Linked DNA regions of Homo sapiens: region 1 is linked to region 2. A link is a contact called in ENCODE Hi-C data. All regions are on one chromosome and are shown on one strand. The core of a region is the stretch at or near the end of the contact, and the rest is flanking DNA. Distances in the headings are between cores, read along the strand shown.

Region 1 (5,330 bases), core at 2,075-4,574, 46 kb before region 2:
TCGTGATAGGTATTTAGAAAGCTAAGCAAACAACAAGAAAGAGGCAATTATTAATTCAAAGCAGGAAAACTTGTACAAAAGGAAAAGCAATCATATTATACTATGACTCAACTGCGAATAAAAGTAACACAGTTCAAATAACGTAAATGAGGAATACTGACTCCATCCAAAATGGCGACATCATGATGTTGAACTGAGAGGAAGAGGCGTAGAGGTAAGGAGGAAGGGGTGGGAGGAGTTGAGAGAAAGGGAACTCCCCATCAATGATCCCAGCTCACATGGAAAACCAAGACATCGCCTGGGTCATCTGTAGACTCAAATGCAGGGAGATCCAGGCAAGGCAGGTAAGAGACGCTGCCAAGCCAGGTGAGAGACGCTGCCACCAGAGAGCAGGAATCAGCAGTGGGGCTGTGAGGTGGGGAGCCATTGTTCTTTTTCATTGGAAGCCTGGGAGTGCTATTGACATCTTACGCTATGAATATGCATACCTTTGACTTTCTGAAAAGAAAAGCCACATTGTGCCAAAGGGAGAGGCAAGATTTGCTGAGAGTATTCTGTTGAGAGGGGATTTCTATGCCAGGTTCGGGGCAGAAGAGATCACACACCCATCACTCACACCAGGATCAGTGTCTCCTGTCCCACCCAGGGGGTGGCATTTCTGTAGCTTCTCCCTGCTGAAGCAGCGTCTGCAGACAAACGCCTGCTGGGCAGTCAGAGCCAGGAAGTCAGGTCCTCCCATCCTCCACATGGACCCACCTGAGGCACTCTGGGCCTCTCCTGCTCTCACATGGTGCCTCAAATATCCACGTTAAAGATCCACGCCTTTGAAGCAGGATCCCTCCCAAAATACAGAGGTGACCTCCTTCAAAGTGGGCACAGACAAATGCTTAGGATATCAATTTTGTTCACCCCCCACACACTCACATGCACACATGCACATATACCATCATGCTTGCCAACCACAAGAAGATGGGGCAAACTTTGCTGCAGACTTCCACATTAGACAATTACAAATCCAGACGTGGTTCCCCAGTCCCTGTCCATTCCAGGGGAGGAGGAGCCAATGCCACCCTGACCATGGGGCACAACAGTCCCATAGCCTGAGGGTCCGACAGCTCACCCTGAGATGAATGTGTAGCAGGGTGTGCACACCTGTTATGACACTGTCTCTGAAGGTTGTCCCTGACAGGCTGCTCGGGCAGGCCCAGCACAAATGCCACCTACCACTGGGCTGTGATGTTCGACTCCACAGCTCATGTTATTTCCAGGACTCCAAGCTCCCCTCAAGACAATTTTTCCAACAATTTGGAACCAGCTCCCACCTTAATCCAAAGTTCTGTGAAACCCCACCTCAGTCTAGTGTAATGTGGAGGAGAAACACTTACTCCCCACCAGCCTGTTCAGGGAAAGCCATCAGCGTGCTCGCTGGAGTAGCGGTGACTGCAGCAGTATCTCCTGTCAAAGGAAGAACAAACCCCATTTCAGAATGGGGTCTGGTACCCGCTGGGGAACCCCTTGGCCAAGATGCCGAGTGACAGCAGGAAAGCTCCATGGATACGTGTATGACATCTCCTGGGTGAGTCCTAAAATATTCAGGAAGAACACAATCTTGCCACAGGGGAATTTCTTGAGAGCAAGTAGGGGCTTAGTGCGAGAGAGAGTTGCATGTTTAGGCTAATAACAAAAGCATGTAGATACTTATTGACTGGAGAAATCCTGGGACAGCTGGTTCTAGAATTTGAGAGTAAGGCCATACAGAGGGCTTAGAATAAAACCTCATTTTGGGCTATTTTTGGCCAGAGTGCAGAGGGGAGCATCAGCGCAGGTACCCAGGATGCTTCAGGAAGAGGCCTCACCCAGTGCCTTCGGGACAAAACCACAGGGATGGAACTGAGAGCAGATGCCAGAGCTTCTCCCTGCCCAGAGGAGCTTCTGAGAAATGCAGCCCCACCCAGACCCACTGAACTCGCATTTGCATTTTTACAAGATCCAGGTGACTCCTTTGAGAAGTGGGCTCATCAGCTGCCGGGTAAAGTCATTGCAGGGATAGACAGGAGCGCCCAAGGGGCTTAGGGCTCCAGTAACTCGGATCCTTTTAAACTCCAAGACTTTCTGCCCCAGGCCTCTCCTAAGCAGTCTGTGCTGAACCAGGTAATTCTCATTCTCATAACTGAAGCCATTGAGAAAGGAAAATATCTTGAGCCCCCAAAATCACTAAGCTAAAGGGATAAGTCAAGCTGGGAACTGCTTAGGGCAAACCTGCCTCCCATTCTATTCAAAGTCACCCCTCTGCTCACTGAGATAAATGCATATCTGATTGCCTTTTTTTGGAGAGGCGAATCAGAAACTCAACAGAATGCAAAAGTTTGTCTCATATCTATCTATGGACCAAGAAGCTCCCTCCCAGACCCACCTTTCTGTGTGGTCCCCGAACCAATGTTCGTTTTCCATATGTTGATTGATGTCTCATGTCTCCCTAAAATGTATAAAACCAAACTGTGCTCTGACCACCTTGGGCACATGTTGTTGGGATATCCTGAGGCTGTGTCAAGCGTGTGTCCTCAACCTTGGCAAAATAAACTTTCTAAATTAACTGAGACCTGTCTCAGATTTTCTGGGTTCACACCATGGAGCCCAGTATTGTCCCTCAGGTGTTGTGGTGTGTTTTGTTGTTGTGGCTGCATGATGAATGGTAATCATTGAACACTTTACACAACAGCTCCTCTGTTTGCAATTTAAAAGCCCTGGTGCCATTTTCTTCCTTCTGCCTTCTGGATAAGGACCACAGCAACTGATACCCCACAGTTGCAGTGAAGAAAAACAAGGGGGGCCCTGCTGAAATAATCCCAATGCAAAATTTACATTTGAGGGAACGCTGCTAATAAATGTACATTTGGAGAGCACTTATAGGAAAGTGTACATTTCAAATCAGAGTGGATCTGTGCTACAAACCCAGTTCGCAAGCATCTGGGAATGTCAACCCAGCGATGTTCCTTGGAAATGGCTCATTGTCATAAGTTCTTCAAACAGGTTAACACAAAGCTAGGAGAACAATAAAAGCAAGGCTAAATTTTATTTTTAGAAAGTGCCATAGCTGAACTGATTTTTAAGAGAGTATATAAAAGAAAGAATCTAGATCTTGGGAACTGGTAGAACCAAGTTATTTACCATTTTTACTGTTCAATTTCCGCTGGTAGAAAGAGGAAGGAAGCCGTAAAGGGCCTGTCCATTGAAAAGAGACCAAAGTAGGAACGCAAATAAATACTGGAACCCAGTGGTTATGGTAACTGACAACCTCAAAGATTTTTCACATCCTCTCTGGGGAAAAGAATATTTTATGCTAATTTGGGGGGTAATGGATGGCATTTTACCCAACATGTAGATCCTAATGTGAAACTAAAAATTTCCATGAAGAAAATATTTTTCCACTGGGCGCCAATTCCAGAGTCTCAGAAGCTAAAAAGGCAGACGTGTTTGTGTTCCAGTTAAACTTGATTGATAGCCTTAAATCATTATAATTAAACTTTCAACAGTAATGGCATGCTCTCTTCTATTTTCCTTGTATGTGGGGCTTCCCTGCAAGACTGGTTGTGTGAATATGGCCACGTTATTTCCTCTGGGGCAGACCTCAAGGTCCCCGGTGGTCTCTGGGCTTGTTTTCTGTGTCCTGCATGAATCAGGAGTTGTATGTCCAAGGGACACCAGCAGAAATCCCCATGAAAGGAAAGGCTCCTTGCTGCTCCCCAGCTGTCCCTCAGGCACAGGGACAGTGCATGGGACAGGTCTGTCACGTCAGGCCGAATGTGCACCGCACCAATCACGACAGCTGTTCCTGTTTGGCTTTTTCAACTTCAAAGCTTCCTGCTTTCCTGAACATGCATTCCGAGTTTTATTTTCCAGCACTACAAACCATCCAGTTCCCCAAGTGCGCTAAAGGTCAAGCTTTCATCCCAGGCCTAAATGAATACACTTGGGCCCTTTCCTTTTTTGTTTTCCTTTGGGGAAGTCATAAAAACAGCTTTGATAATTAGTAAACAGCCAACATTTCCCCAACCCTCATAAAACATAAAGGCGATGGGAAAACCCAGATTTGCTTTCAAGTCTCGTAGAGGCTTGTGTTCCGGGGGCCCACATTCCTCTTCTGAGTGCAAGCAAATTGTTCAAACTGCCTTGCCGGGTCTGTCTGTATTGCCTGGTCCACCCTAGAAGGAATATGACCAGGTTCAAGTTTTTGTCCTGGCCATGGCATGTGAATTCACTAAAGGTAATGGGAAACTGGCCTGATTCATGACAGATTAGAGACTACAGTTGAACTTTGGAGACTGAAAAAATTATTTGAATTTTTCATTACATGTAAGAGCTCCATATTTTTTGTGTATTTCTCCATCTTCCTGGTAAACCCAGTAAAGTCACAACAAATATACAGAAGAGTTTTAATCTGTTTTGAATTACTTTAAAATTCTCAACCCAGCCTCTTAGTTAACTCAAGGACACGAAAAATATTAGCAGCTGAATTTGAGTCCCTGATATGTAGTTGCCTGATGTCACATCACAAGGGTTGGCAGAGTGATCACCTGGGTACCCGCACAGCTTAATGGCTCTGCAAAGAACAGGCAGGATGCAAATCCACCTTGGCCACTTTGGAGCAGCGCTCCTGTCTTAGCTGGAGCCTTGGCTGGTGCTGAGAAGCATAAAAGACAGGAAAGAGGAGGGGACAGGCTGCCTCTAGCCTCCTCCAGGAGGGAAAGTTGAGCTTAGTGGGTGATAAGTGTAGGTGATCTCAAAACATGAACAATTTCTGGTAGCATTTCATTCAAACAGAAGACAAGTACCCCAAGGAAGTAGAAAATACGTTGGCTCAAGAGTTTGCAAAAGAGGCAACATCTTCAATTAATTCATGGACTACATGGGAAGTGTGCAGAGGACAAAGAGGAAAGATGTAAAATTAAATACTTTAATTAAATAAGACATTGCCCAGTCAGACTTATTCATTGTAAGGACAGAAACCAACTGACTTATTTGAGCAGCAGATGAATTTATTTAAACCTCAAATCCCACCCAGGCCTGGCCGGAGAGGACACGTGGCCCTCACTGCCAGGCACTCGAGCTGGGACTTGCCCACTGCCCACCCTGGCATGGGGCCCCATTGTCATTTCTAGCCTGCTGACACTGCTGCCCTCTGTGGAGGGGCCTCTGCCCTCTGTTTCCAGGAAGGCTGGGACATGAGGATCTGCCGTGTTCAGCTTCTGAGTGGGAGGTACCTCTGCTTACCATGGAGGTTCATAAACTGGGGATTTCTCTGAGCATTAGAAAGAGTTAGAAGCAAAAAG
Region 2 (5,901 bases), core at 743-3,242:
ATATTTTATCCATTTTATAAATGAGGAAAATAAGGTTTAAATGATTTCCCAGGGTTTCATAGCTAATAAATGGCAGAGCCAAGATTCCAATCCAGTTCCATCTCATTCTAAGGCTCATGCTCTAATGACTGTTTTTTTGGCTTATGAATCTGCACCAACCCCTCTGCGGGCCCATAGTTTGCAAATACAGAGGACCACCCAGATCAGTCCTGGCTTAACACAGTGCGTTACTTCTCTTTTGTCTGGTTGAGAGTGATGTCTAAGAAAATGTCTCCCAAGATTGGAGGCAAATGAGACAAACCATGTGCTATACCTAGACCAGTATTCAGTTCAAGCAAGTATCCAGCAGAAAGAGTTACTTTTATTATTTATATTATTATTTCAACTCCCCCAGTAACCCCCAATCCCAACCAATGCCATTTGCAAGGAAGACTGGCCTGCAACAAATGCTGCATGCCTGGCTGTCCTCTTCATGGACTTTCCAAATTGTTTTTTTTTTTCTAGCTTTTCTAGAGCAAGATTCTGAGACTCCTAGATGTAAGGTTAAACTGAATTCGGTTTTTAAGAGATGTCCATAATCCAGAGACACAGGAGAATGGAGACGTGGGCCACTGTGTGTCAAATGCCTCTTGCATTTCTGCATCCTGCTGCCTACCCAGGCGACATTTGTCAGGCTCATGTCCCTGAGGAGGCTTCCTCTGAGATGGGCTGGCTGTGGGGCTCACCAATGGGGCCAGATCTCCTACTGAGACACTGAAAATTGTCCCTGTGGGGTTAAGTCCACTGAGTTAAAGCTTAAGTCAAATTTCCAAACCACTTTTTATAGGAAATGGTAACCATAGGAAAGAGGAAATACAGAGGATGTCTTTTAAAATAGTAGCTAAATCATTAAGCATGCAAGTATGTGATTAGCAGTGAAGATAAGATTCACATATGTATTCTCGCAGCTCCCACCTCTCTCTTCTTTTCTCCTCTGCTCCTCTCTATGGAAAGAAGAAAACAGAAGAGCTGGCCAGACATTGAAAAATGCAGCATGCACAGAGAGAAATCATAAAGGATCTTGCTAGCACTGAATATCTGAGCCGAAATTCAAATGCTGTTGACTTAACAGAAACCAACTGTGTTTTTTTATGAACAAATCTAAATCATACCAGATACTTCAGGGCTGGATTTGCAAAGAGGCCTCAAGACCTTTTTTTTTTTTTGAAAGAGCCATGGTTTCTCCATGCGCAGGCACAGCCTGCGTGGTGTGTTCCTGCCTGTGGCTACTACCATCCTGCCCCAGAATGCAATGCCAGGCCGTGGGCTTGCGTTAAACAGTTCCCGAGGTGTTTGCTTAACGTGTTTTCTTCTTTTGTTCCTCTAAGGAAAGAATGCACACTTTAATTTCTGCATTTACCTCAACTGGCTTGGTAGGTCTGAACTGCAGAAACCAGGCCAGGTTAGTACTTGTTTGGAAGATACACAGCCAGCATGGAAAACCCACATGGAGCAAAGCGTGGCTGGGCTCTCAGTTCCCCGATTCAGGGTCTCCATGAGCCCCAGAAGTGTCAGGGCCTAATAGCAGCAAACAGAAAATGGTTACATGGGATGCTGCTCTGGCATGGCTTTCGGGACTGGCAGGTAGCAGTCTATAGGAGTCAGGGGACTAAAGTTGCAGCAGGAGAACACAAGAAAGGGTCTCATTCCCCCTAAGAACCTTTGGAAGACCTGAACAAAAATGTGATTTCCAAGTCTGACACCACAGCAGAGGCATGGTTTTTAGTTCACACAGAAACAAGCCTGGGGTTGAACCATTCTAAGAAAGGCCTGGCAGGGAGCTTGTCACTCATCTCACCTGCACACGAGGTCAAGTGACCAGATACGCTGCCCTCCTACCTGGCAGGGCCGTCTGGCCGCCAGGTCCCAAGAACCTCTCACAGACTCCACATTCTTTCCAGAGTGGACCCGGCTCTGCGTGCTGCTGGGAGAACCTCCTGCTTACCAAACAATCTGACTGTTGCCAGATGTGGGCATCTGGCCAGCTTTTACATAATTCAGGCTTTTCTATGCTCAAGACGGTACAATTTAAAGGAGCCTTAGAAGTTGTGTTTTTATCTCCTCTCCTCCTCCTCCCCACCGCCCTTCCTGCTTTTCTTCATCTCAGCCGCAAACTCGCCCAAATACGTGGAAAAACATGATTGTGTGCGGTGTACATCAGTACCTATGGCTGGAGATAACAAGACCATGCATTTACCTTATGCTTGCTACAAATGAAAATTAAAATGACTCTGAGGATTGCTGCCTGCCTCCTGCTGCCCGGGCCTTGTCTTCCAGACACGTCTCCCCAGGTTTTCAGTTCTGAAGGACCCCATCGGGAAGCCCGTGCTCAAGAATGCCAGACAGAGGATGGAGAGCTCAGCACGATGGGAGCTGATAGATTTTCTTGTCATCAGAAGTCATCTTTTATCGTGGAAAGTTACTCTTCTCCTGTAAGAAGATCAAAGCGCTGCACAAGAGCCCTGTAACTAAACACCAATCAATCAATTCATATTTTGAAGTCAGGGCTAAGGTGGGACTTTCTCGCTGACAAAACAGGGTCCTAGGTTCTGGGAATTTTAATTCCCATTTAATTTCTTCACTCTAGTGAGGTGATCATGTTGCTTTTCATGTCTTCTTTTCTTTTTTTTTTGAGACATAGTCTCGCTCTGTAGCCCATGCTGGAATGCAGTGGTGCAATCTCGGCTGACTGCAAGCTCCGCCTCTCCGGTTCACGCCATTCTCCTGCCTCAGCCTCCCGAGTAGCTGGGACTACAGGCGCCCGCCACCACGCCTGGCTAATTTTTTGTATTTTTTAGTAGAGACGGGGTTTCACCATGTTAGCCAGGATGGTCTCGATCTCCTGACCTTGTGATCTGCCTGCCTCAGCCTCCCAAAGTGCTGGGATTACAGGCATGAGCCACTGTGCGTGGCTACTTTTCATGTCTTCAAACCATGCCTGCTCTTGTCATCTGTAAGGCTGCTGGGCAATGGAAGCTACAACTAGGCTTTGAGACAGTCACACTTGCTAGAGTACACACGTTCAGAGATCTTAGGGGATGGCAGACTCAGTCTCTGTCTCTTTCCCACTCTCTCTCTTTCACACACACACACACACACACACACACACACACACACCCCTATCTGTTGGTTCAGCCTCTCCCAGTTAGAATGAAATGTCAAAATCCTTTTGTTGCTTCAACTTTCCGTCCTCGTAGGTGTCCTCCAGCTGGAAGTAGCCATCAGAATGTGCCACCAATACATGGGAAAGAGCCTCTGCAGGGCCCTTGGCTCAGCAGGAAGAGAGACTCACAGGGCCATGGGGAGAAAGCTAAGACACTGGGGGCAGGTGTCCAGAGTGGGGGTGTGGAGAGCAAGGAGCCCAGCTCCCAGCCCCACCTCCGCCTCTCACTGAGCAGATTCCCACCACCCTGCACTCCGCCTCCTGGTCTGCAGGGAATGCTGCTCTTCCTCACAGGGCTGACCCACCATGGTGCTGGCTAGACGAAACAGCTTGATAAATATTGCCCTTCTTGTGGCTGCTGGTAATGACCATCGTGGCTGTCTCACCATGGCTCTGCCACTGCTGTTACTGGTTTGGGCAACTCACAATCTCCTTCAAGCCTCTTCCTTCTCCTCTAGAAGAGAAGAATAATAATATGGCCTCACCCAGTCCTCGTGAGTCTGTAATGAGGCCTGGAAGAGAGCACACTTTGGCAGCCTCCGAAGTGCTCCCCCCAAGCGAGGGAAGCCAGCTCATGCTAATCCCAGATGGGCAAACCTGGAGGCCTCTGGCCTCTTCAAAGCGTGAACACACAGTCAGCACTTACCAAGTATGCACCCCACACCTAACACTGGCCATGAACTTTTCTTTGAGTTATTTTACTATTGATAAACAATTGCACTGATAAGTCATGGTCTCATTGTGACGATTTCCCTCAGTTTGGCCAAGATTAAAACCATCTCTTTACCTTCTTTCAAAACCCAGGCACATTTTAGGAAGCTGAAGAGTCTTCAGAAAAAATTGTCTTCGGGTCTGCGTTTCTGGAGCATGTGTACGTGAGCATCTATTTCTGGAACAGGCCTAGAAGCCGGAGGGAGAGGCTTCCTTCCAGGGCTTCCAGACCGGCCACCAGCATGAAGGCTGAGGACCAGCCCCAAGATGGACTCAGCTTGATTTTGCAGGGTAGTTTCAGACTGTAAGCAGTGGGATGTGTTTGAATTCAGTATAATTCTACTATGGAGGTCAATCAAGCACAGGAAGAAAGGAAAAGGATCGCGTCCGGAAGCCAGTCCACAGACCAGCCTCAGTCAATACTGCCATATTGAAAAGCCACAATGGCCACTCCATGATGATAAGCACATGTCCTTTGTCAAATTTCACCTGTTTACAGGTCCAGATTTACCTAATACAGAACAAGTGGCCACAAGTAAGCACTGTGATAGGCAGGCGCTCTCTCATTTAACCCTTAGGGCCACCCAGGGAAACTGCAGTGGTTATTTCCCATCTACAGACAGACGGACGACGTAGCATTGGGCTGGAGGCTTCCTCTAGCAGGTGGGTGTATGTGCCATCCTTCCGTGCCTCGCTCCCAGAATTGGGGGGGGCCCTGCTTTCTGGCCCCACCCCTTGCCTCTTCAAAATCACTTTTTAGGAAAGTCTAAGGGAAATTTCAAACTTCTCAAAGTGTGGTGACAGTTTCTCCACCATTTCTTCTTGGATCCACCCAAAAGTCCAACCTCTATGCTGAGCATGGTGTCCAGGGTAACCCTGGATTAACCTGGAGAGGAAGATTGAGACATGGTTACCTGAAAAGAGAACCTGGACCTGCTTTGCCAACAGAAGCAGAATTTAGATGAAGCAACGCATACCTCTCTAAAAGCATCTTGGGAGACACAGGGTGCGAAAGAAAGAACGTAGATGTGAGCCCTGGATGGTCTAAGCATTGAACCTGGGTCACTGCTCACTGACTACGCCATCACGAGCTGCAACCTGTACCATGCAGATAACACCAACTCTTGAAGTGACTGGAAGGCTTAAAGGTGGTAATGTGCATGAAGTTCTTGGCTCATAATAAGCCATCAATAAATAGTGATTTTTATTATCTATTTTAAAAATATTGGAGGCTGTGGTATGTTATAGTGACTTGAATTTGGGGGATTAAGTTTGTTTTAACCAGGAAATACAGGTTGTTTCCATCTTCCATGTGAAAGACGTGTCTAAAATATATGCATGCTTTTATTTGCCCTCCATAGAACTGAAGAAAATCGAGTCTTTCTGTGATGGTGAAGGATCTTGCTGCAGCCGGGGGCAATCATTCTGAAATTGCAGCCTTGTCATAGATCAGCATTTACAGCACACCTGGGGACCATGTGGACCAAGGATGGGCATCAACCCCTGCAAGGAAGCAGGTTTTGTTTTAAAGAAATCTCTGATGTCAGAGTATTTTACTAGGTTTTGCCTTTTACTTATCAAACCAGATCGGAACTCTGTGCAGGGGCTGGCTGGGTTCCCAGTGAGGGGCTGGCTCCCAGGTAATCAAGTTTTGTTTATTCTTCATTTATGAGGCACATTCATCTTCCCCAAGTAGAGGGAAAGTGGTGCCGATGGCAGAAGCCCAACTTCAGCTGAACCCAAGACCAGCTTGGGCCTTTATAATCTGACTGAAGTCAGAATTCCTTAAAGTCATCTGTCTCCCCAAATTTATTTCCAACCCTGAGCACTTGAATTATTCTAAGGGAAATGGAAGTGGAGAGGCAGGAGGGGGTGAAATTTACCCCTGTTTTTCTCATTAACTCCTTATGAGGGTTTAGAGATTTGTCACTAATCTTAGGGAAATATAGATACATTTCGTTTGGTCCAAGACAATACATTTCTGAGTT

What was found. A loop is a pair of places that touch in the nucleus more often than their neighbours do. Pooled maps may share reads with other maps.
Region 1: a loop to region 2 is called in a map of DLD1, with 7 times the contacts of the local background. The contact joins two enhancer-like sites. A Hi-C loop is called at or near these places in 1 of 168 maps with a recorded cell type or tissue (DLD1) and 1 of 50 pooled maps.

What each region holds. Positions count from the first base shown.
Region 1 is chr18:10,283,370-10,288,699 of GRCh38, reverse strand. No RefSeq gene overlaps it. Among named protein-coding and RNA genes, the nearest start is that of LINC01254, 130 kb to the left of the region's middle. RefSeq lists enhancers at 4,642-5,142, 5,143-5,330. Within about 2 kb of position 3,324, at least 3 of the 41 ENCODE cell types and tissues checked have a DNase peak (open chromatin) inside an H3K27ac peak, as active enhancers do.
Region 2 is chr18:10,235,387-10,241,287 of GRCh38, reverse strand. No RefSeq gene overlaps it. Among named protein-coding and RNA genes, the nearest start is that of LINC01254, 180 kb to the left of the region's middle. Within about 2 kb of position 1,992, at least 2 of the 41 ENCODE cell types and tissues checked have a DNase peak (open chromatin) inside an H3K27ac peak, as active enhancers do.